Linked DNA regions of Homo sapiens: region 2 is linked to region 1. The links are chromatin contacts, found by Hi-C in ENCODE. All regions are on one chromosome and are shown on one strand. Each heading gives the region's core, a stretch centred on a gene start or an enhancer-like site at or near the end of the contact. The rest is flanking DNA. Distances are from core to core; before and after follow the strand shown.

What was found. Hi-C counts contacts between places; a loop is a spot of excess contacts on that map. Pooled maps may share reads with other maps.
Region 2: a loop to region 1 is called in a map of B cell, with 16 times the contacts of the local background. The contact joins the promoter of RASA2 here to the promoter of COPB2 in region 1. A Hi-C loop is called at or near these places in 2 of 168 maps with a recorded cell type or tissue (B cell and heart right ventricle) and 6 of 50 pooled maps.

What each region holds. Positions count from the first base shown.
Region 1 is chr3:139,387,786-139,391,267 of GRCh38, reverse strand. COPB2 (coat protein complex I subunit beta 2) reads left to right here and starts at 1,621. Exons shown (of 22, transcript NM_004766.3): 1 at 1,621-1,720. The coding sequence starts at 1,718. It overlaps COPB2-DT (COPB2 divergent transcript), which reads right to left and starts at 1,465. Exons shown (of 5, transcript NR_121609.1): 1 at 1,335-1,465. It also overlaps the pseudogene LOC124906339. RefSeq lists enhancers at 784-893, 773-1,335, 1,104-1,403, 1,336-1,897, 1,694-1,943.
Region 2 is chr3:141,484,795-141,488,276 of GRCh38, reverse strand. It overlaps RASA2 (RAS p21 protein activator 2), which reads right to left and starts at 1,250. Exons shown (of 24, transcript NM_006506.5): 1 at 1,061-1,250. The coding sequence starts at 1,193. RefSeq lists a silencer at 462-1,341.

The sequences.
Region 1 (3,482 bases), core at 372-2,871:
ACTAAACTCCAGTTCCAGACTCTTTTTTCCACTATTGAATGCCACAGAAACATAAAAAAAAAAAAAATGGAAGGATCTTTAGAAACCATGTAGCTGGATTTTTTTTAAGATGATGAAAACTGAGGCCCATGAAGAGAGTCACATTAGCTCAAGGCTCCTACTAAAGCCAAATAATTTCGTGCAAAATCATCTCCCTCTGATTATCATTATCTACACACACAAATACATAATTTTTCTTTTTGCCTTTCTGAAAATCTGGAGGTCTGAAAAGACTTTAAGATTTCTCTCAAGTTAAAAATACACGTTTGTACGTGTAACCAGAGGGCAAGTTTTCTATGGTCCACATGTTTTCTTAAAAAAAAAAAAAAAAAGGAAATACAGGAGATGTGCAGTGCGTGTGACAGGCAAATGTTCTCGAACTTTATTGTGTAGTGTAACCCCTATGGCACAGGCCCTTAGAATTCAGCCACATTAATGAAGAGATATTTTTATGTAGTAGAAAGAGCACAAACTTTGAGGTGTTTTGTTTTGAGACAGAGTCTTGCTCTGTTGCCCAGGCTGGAGTGCAGTGGCGCGATCTCAGCTCACTGCAACCTCCACCTCCTGGGTTCTAAGCGATTCTCCTGTCAGCCTCTGGAACAGCTTGGATTACAGGCGCCCGCCACCACGCCAGGCTAATTTTGTATTTTTAATAGAGACGGGGTTTCACCATGTTGGCCAGGCTGGTCTCGAACTCCTGACCTCAGGTGATCCACCCGTTTCGGCCTCCCAAAGTGCTGGGATTACAGGCGTGAGCCACCGCGCCCGGCCCAACTTTGAGGTTTTATCTGCCACTTACTATGCAGTCTTGGCTAGAACACTTAACTTCTTTGAGCCCGAGTTTCCTCATCATTAAATGGAGATAATTCAGGTTTGATGTGAAGATTTGAGAAGAAGGTATGTCTGACACACTGCCGAAGATCGATAAATATTTGTTGAATGAATAACACAGCCAGCCGAAGCTCAACAAAAGACACATACACAAACACACCCACACGGTTGGGTAGTTGCCGTCTCCCGGGGAGCTCCAGAAGTGTAAGCTCTCAGCCCTCCCTCTGACTTCAGAAGCCTGAAGCTACTAAGCCCGCAGCCCGGTGCGTCTCTTCGCAGCCTTAATCAGTGCCCGGGCAAAGGCCTGCAGAGAATTCTCTGGGCCTCGCACCAGGCCCCAAGAACACACTGGAGACTCGTTTCGCCTTCTCCCTCGCCGTTTCCCCCCTCCAGGGCCAGAGTCCGAGGAAGCCCGATAGCGGTTCTCGGCCTCCGAAACACAACTACAACACTGGGGAGCTTGCCCTGCAGTTAGCGTCCAGCGGGGATTAGGCACTTCGTTTTCCTCATCGTTTCAATCTCTATCTTCTGGTCGGGGTCCAAGCTCAGCGGCACCACGTCACGGCCCTTAGTGGTCTAGGCCACACCCCTCCTTCCCGACAGCCTCAAGTCCACTACCAGCGGTCTGGAAGGCCACGTTGCCTAGGAAACTGGGGCGGGGCTTGGGAAACGACGGCCCTGCGCGCAGTTTGCGCAGGCGCTCCGGCCCTGGCCTCTGACTATCGCGAGAATCGGCTCCCGGAAGTTCCACGTCAGTCAGTCTGACGGTCAGTGGATCGGTGGGTTTATCTCAAGGCCTGAGTAGCCGGTAACAAACGAGGGTTCCCGGGATTGGACCGACGCAGCCATGGTAGGTCCAGATCCCGTAGAAGGGAGCGGGGTCCCATAGGTTACGGCCGATTCCTGGAGCTTCTGGACTGAGGGCCGCGGTAAGCAGTGGTCTGGGCTCCCGCTGCGGCCGCCGCCTCAGGCCTTGCGGGGTCTTGGTCGTTTGATTCCAGGAAGGGAGAAGGCGGTGGGGCCTAGGGGACCGGGGTGATTTGGGGAGGCAAAGCCTGCTAGTGAGGGGTTTTGTCTCCCCTGGCGCTTGTGGCGCTTGCCAGAGCTCCTGCAGTCTGCAGCGGGATCGGTGGTGTAGGGAAACACAGAAGCCGAATGTGTTGAACTCCGTAGGAGGCTTTGGTAAAACTAAAGTTTGCCTTTAAAACGGTGGTAGTTAATCTACACTCCTGTTGGGCTTATTCTGGGGATAGTGTGTGCTGGCTACAAACTATAAACAAGCAAAGAAGCCAAAAACAAATGTATATGGAGTCAAAAATGGAATTTCAAATGCTTTGATATCTCAGCTGTTAGGTTTCTAAGGGGAGAAGAAGGGTTGGGAGGAAGGGGGTGCTGTTTATAACACTGGCTGGTGTGCTTTTATGCATTTGCAAATCCAGTGGCTGGTAAGAATAGTAATTGTTAGAGCACTTTGTTATTATCACCGTAACCCTAAAAAACGCCCTAGACTAGTTTGCACAAGAGTGTTATAATAATAAGGAAAGAAAACGATAGTATAAGAATATCTTCCGTCTCTATTGAAAATGCAAAAAAAAAAAAAAGAAATTAGCCGGGCGTGGTGGCGGGCCCCTGTAGTCCCAGCTACTCAGGAGGCTGAGGCAGGAGAATCGCTTGAACCCGGGAGGCAGAGGCTGCAGTGAGCCGAGGTCGCACCACTGCACTCCAGCCTGGGACAGAGCAAGACTCCGTCTCAAAAAAAAAAAAAAAAAAACTTGTTATGAAGCACAGAATCAAACATTTTGGAGCTTGAAGACGCTAGGGATTAAGTCCCTCATCTTAAGTTAAAAAATTTTTTTAAATTATGTTTCTACAAGGTTAATTGTGGCAAAGTTGGAACTAGGAAAAAGTTAGGAATACTCCCAGGGAAAATGCACAGAGAAACAAACATTTTTGCATAAAATTCAGTGCATTCATTCACAGACACCCCCCCCCACAATCCATGGACCTTCTTTTTTTTTTTAATTTGTTTTATAAAAAATATGGAACGCTTCACGGATTTGCGTGTCATACTTGCGCAGGGGCCACGCTAATCTCCTCTCTATGTGCTGCCGAAGCTAGCACTATCCGTGGACTTTCTTGGGCACCCAGGTTACAGTCCCTGAACAAGACCTCAAGCCTCTTAATTAGAGCACTTCGTATTACTAACTACCTGATGTAGTTTGGGTCTGCTGTGGTTGCAGTAATGGACGTTTTTGGAAAAGGCTCTTGGATCTGCCTAATTTCATTTTCTTTTGCCGTCTTTACATTTACCAGTGTATTTCTATAATGAAATATTGCCTTCATTCTTTATATATTTTAAATCCTTTGTGGAAAATACAAAACGTGAATTCATTCATTTGTACATTTACCATAGAATATTTAGTGTCTGCCATGCACTTTGCTAAACATGGCTGCCTAATTCTCACAGCAGCTGGGAGATAGAGTTATATGTTTGTGAAGTGGTTACTGTAGGTCAGGCACTGCTCTAACTGGCTAACTCTGAATTTAATTCTTACAGCACTAAGAGGTAGATAATAATAATATTCCTGTTTTACATAAGTCAAACTTGAAAG
Region 2 (3,482 bases), core at 1-2,500, 2.1 Mb before region 1:
AAGAAAATAATGCTAATTTTCGACAAATGCAAAAATAAATGTTATTGATCTCTCTTACAAACAGAAAACAAAAAGCACTTCATCTAAATAAACCACTGTGAAAAAAAAAATGGCAACCTGACACCAAAGGGTCGTTTTTAAAACTAAAATGTTCAAATGACAGAACTCAAATAATCTGTCCACAGTAATGCTCGGACAACTCTGAGCAAAATTTCGTATTTAGTCAACTGGTAGGCTCGCTCACTAAAGTAGCAATTACACGCATGAGAAGGAAGGGAATTAAGCGGGCTGAGTGCGGGCTGGGTGATTGTGTTTTGAGACCTGCTCACAGGAAGCCACTACATCCTGCCTTTAGTCCCGCCTGTCACGCCGTCCCTCGATTCAAGTCCCGGCCGCAGCGAGGTGGGGCAAGTACAGGTGTCCCGCCGAGCTCCTCCCGGGGCGCTCACCCGCGAACAGACCGCGCGGTAGCCACTCGGGCCCCAGGGCGGCCCGTTTCCTGCAGCTCAGGGCGCCTTTTTCAACCTCTCCCAGGCTCGCCGAGCCCAGGAAACGAACAGCCCCCTCCCCTCGGGCCAGCCCCACTTCCCAGCCCGCCACCTCCTCGGGCCGCGCCTCCGTATAATTACTGCTCGGCTCCCACCGCGGGGCCACTCCCCAGCGCCCGCAGCCGCGCGAAGGCCTGAGTCTGAGGGCGGCCGGAAGCTCCTCACGCCCCCGGACCGCGCCCCCGGCCGCGCCCCGGACTCCAGCGTCCCCGCGTCCAGGCCGCTCCCCACGACCGAGCCCCTCACGCCGGCGCAGCCCGGGCTCTCCCACCCCAGGCCCATCTCCAGCTCCCACTCCCTCCGGAGAGCAGCAGCCCCGGCCCACGCCGCCCCGTCGAGGCGACGCCGCCCCCCAACACACCCCCTTCCAGCCTCAACCGCGCCCGGCCCAGGCCCCCTCCCGGGCCCGCGATCCCAGCGCAGCTCGGCGCCGCCACCGCCGCGAACCCGCCGCCCCCTCAGCCTCGCGCCCAGCGCCGCCAGGGCGTCCCCTCAGCCCAGCCCCCGCTTACAGATCTTGCCCCGCAGGCTCTGCAACACTCGAACCTCGCGACTGTCCTGGTCCCCGGCCTCGGGCTCTGCAGTCGCACTCGCCGCTGGCGCCTCGGAAGAAGCCGCCGCAGCAGCAGGCGCCGCCGCCGCCATGGTGCCGCCCGGCCCGTGCCGCAGCCCTGCCGCCTGCGTAGCCGGGCGAGGCGGAGCCCAGCAGCGGCCTAGGCCCAGGCCAGCCGCGCGCCTGGCCCCGCCCCCGGGCCTCGGCCCGACTCGCCCCGCCCCGCCCCGCCCGCCGCGGCCCCGCCCCCGCCCCCCCCGGGTCTCCATTCACCGCCTTCGCCACCCCCGAGCCGGGCTACCCTGCAGAGAACCGTACTCCCGGCTTGGGGCGCTGGCTAAGGGTAGCTCCCAGTCGTGGCTCTGAGCGGCCTTAAAATCCCCACCAGGAGAACGCCCCGGCCCTCCCGTGATCCCTAAATCCTCCCGGGAATTGGGCTCCCCCAATGAATAGACCTGCACATCTCCTAACGCTCGCGGGAAATACAGGCCCTTCCCAATCAGGGAAACTCCCTGTGGGAAGAAAATAGAATGGAATTTGGCAGGTGGGTGGACCTCAAAAGTATCTTATTCAAAAGGAGGCAAGAGATGCATTTGAGGCTCTTCCAGTATTATCCAAATACTCCCCGCCAGCAAGCCAAACTCCTCCCACACAAATACTCTTTACTAGGACCAATTCTCTGCAAAACCTGGTTCAAGAAAAGGACCAGCCACCCCCAACTCCAGCGTGAGTGCAGTGCCTGAGACCCTCTCATAGAGAAATTCTGAAGCATTTACCATCACTTTTGTATTTCAGGAACAGAAAAAGCAAAGAAGGGCTCCCCCCCGCCACCGCCACCACTACTAAAAGTTGGCTTTGTTAAAAAGTTGACTGACCCTAGGAAATGTGTAAATCTTTGACTAATTGTTAGCTTTATTTCAAGGGAACTCTTTACAGTGAGTAAACTGCATGAATAATACCCTGGTATGTGATGAGGAAGACAATTTCCTGGTGTTGAGGTTGTTAACTACGCTGCCCTAAGAAGGAAGAAACTGTGACTTAATCGGGCAGGGTAATTCTTTTCCAGGGCAACAACAGGAATAAGCCAGTCAGTCAACAAATATTTTTTGAGGGTCAGACATAGTGATGGCCTCAGACCTCAGAGACTACACAAAGGTCAAGATGAAGAGAGCTCCAGCTCATTCTGGAGGGAGACACAGAAAAGGCCAGAGGCACTGGGAGATAAGAAATAGGACGGGGAAACCTGAAAACTGAAGACAAACGCGCCGCCTGTGCAAAGGCTGGACAGCCCCAGAGAATGGTCAGAGTTTAACATGGACCTGGCCAGCGAAGCTTCCAGTTCTGCCTGTGTTGCAGGTGACTTCTATTTCCCCATGTGATCTTTACACTTGTTGGATAAAGTGAACCACTTCCTCTTATATGAATGTTTTGCTGTCATTTCAAACATAAGTCCAAAACTTAATTTCCTGTCTCCCTTTCCAAATCTGAGTTCACATCTTATACTGTTACTCAGGCCAGAAACTTTGACTTTTTCTTATCCCTTGTCCCAATGCTGTTTTCAGTTGCCACATCCTTCTGACTCTGCTGAAATCTCTTCCTTCCTTTCCATTCTCTGTCATTGCCCTTGTTAAAATTATTCTCATTTAAAGAGTATCAACGTGTTACAGGGTTTTTTCCCCCTTATTTTTAAAGGCATCCCTTTTTAGAATCAGACATAGAGCCTGTTTCTACCCCTTTTACATTTGGGCAAGTTACTCAACCTTCCTAAACCTGTTTCTGTTTCTTCTCTTTCTTTCTTTCTTTTTTTTTTTGACAGTCTTGCTCTGTTGCCTAGGCTGGAGTGCAGTGGCACGATCTCAGCTCACTGCAGCTTCAACTTCCTGGGCTCAAGCTATCCTCCCATGTCAGCCTCCTAAGTAGCTGGGACTACAGGTGCGCGCCACCATGTCCAGTTAATTTTTGTATTTTTGGTAGAGATGGGGTTTTGCCATGTTGCCCAGGCTGGTCTTGAACTTCTGGGCTCAAGTGATCCATCCGCGTCAGCCTCCCAAAGTGCTGGGTGTAAGCCACTGCGCCCGGTTGAACCTGTTTCTTTAACAGTAAAGTGGAAATGCTAAACTTTCTTCTTTGAAGGGTTGTTATTAAGATTAAATAAGTATTGGGAGCAGGGTGTTAAGTGTCTAGTGGAATGCTGAGCACGTAGTAGGATTACCTCAGTAACTGACCTCATGCTTTTGACTGGAACTCTGGTAATAAGTCCCCCATCCCTCTCATTCCTCCTACATACCACTTAAATTAACTTTCCTAACAAAAAAAATGGAGCTTATCAGTTGCCTGCTCAAGAGGACATCAGTGGCTTCATTTATCCCTTCAGCCAGCTA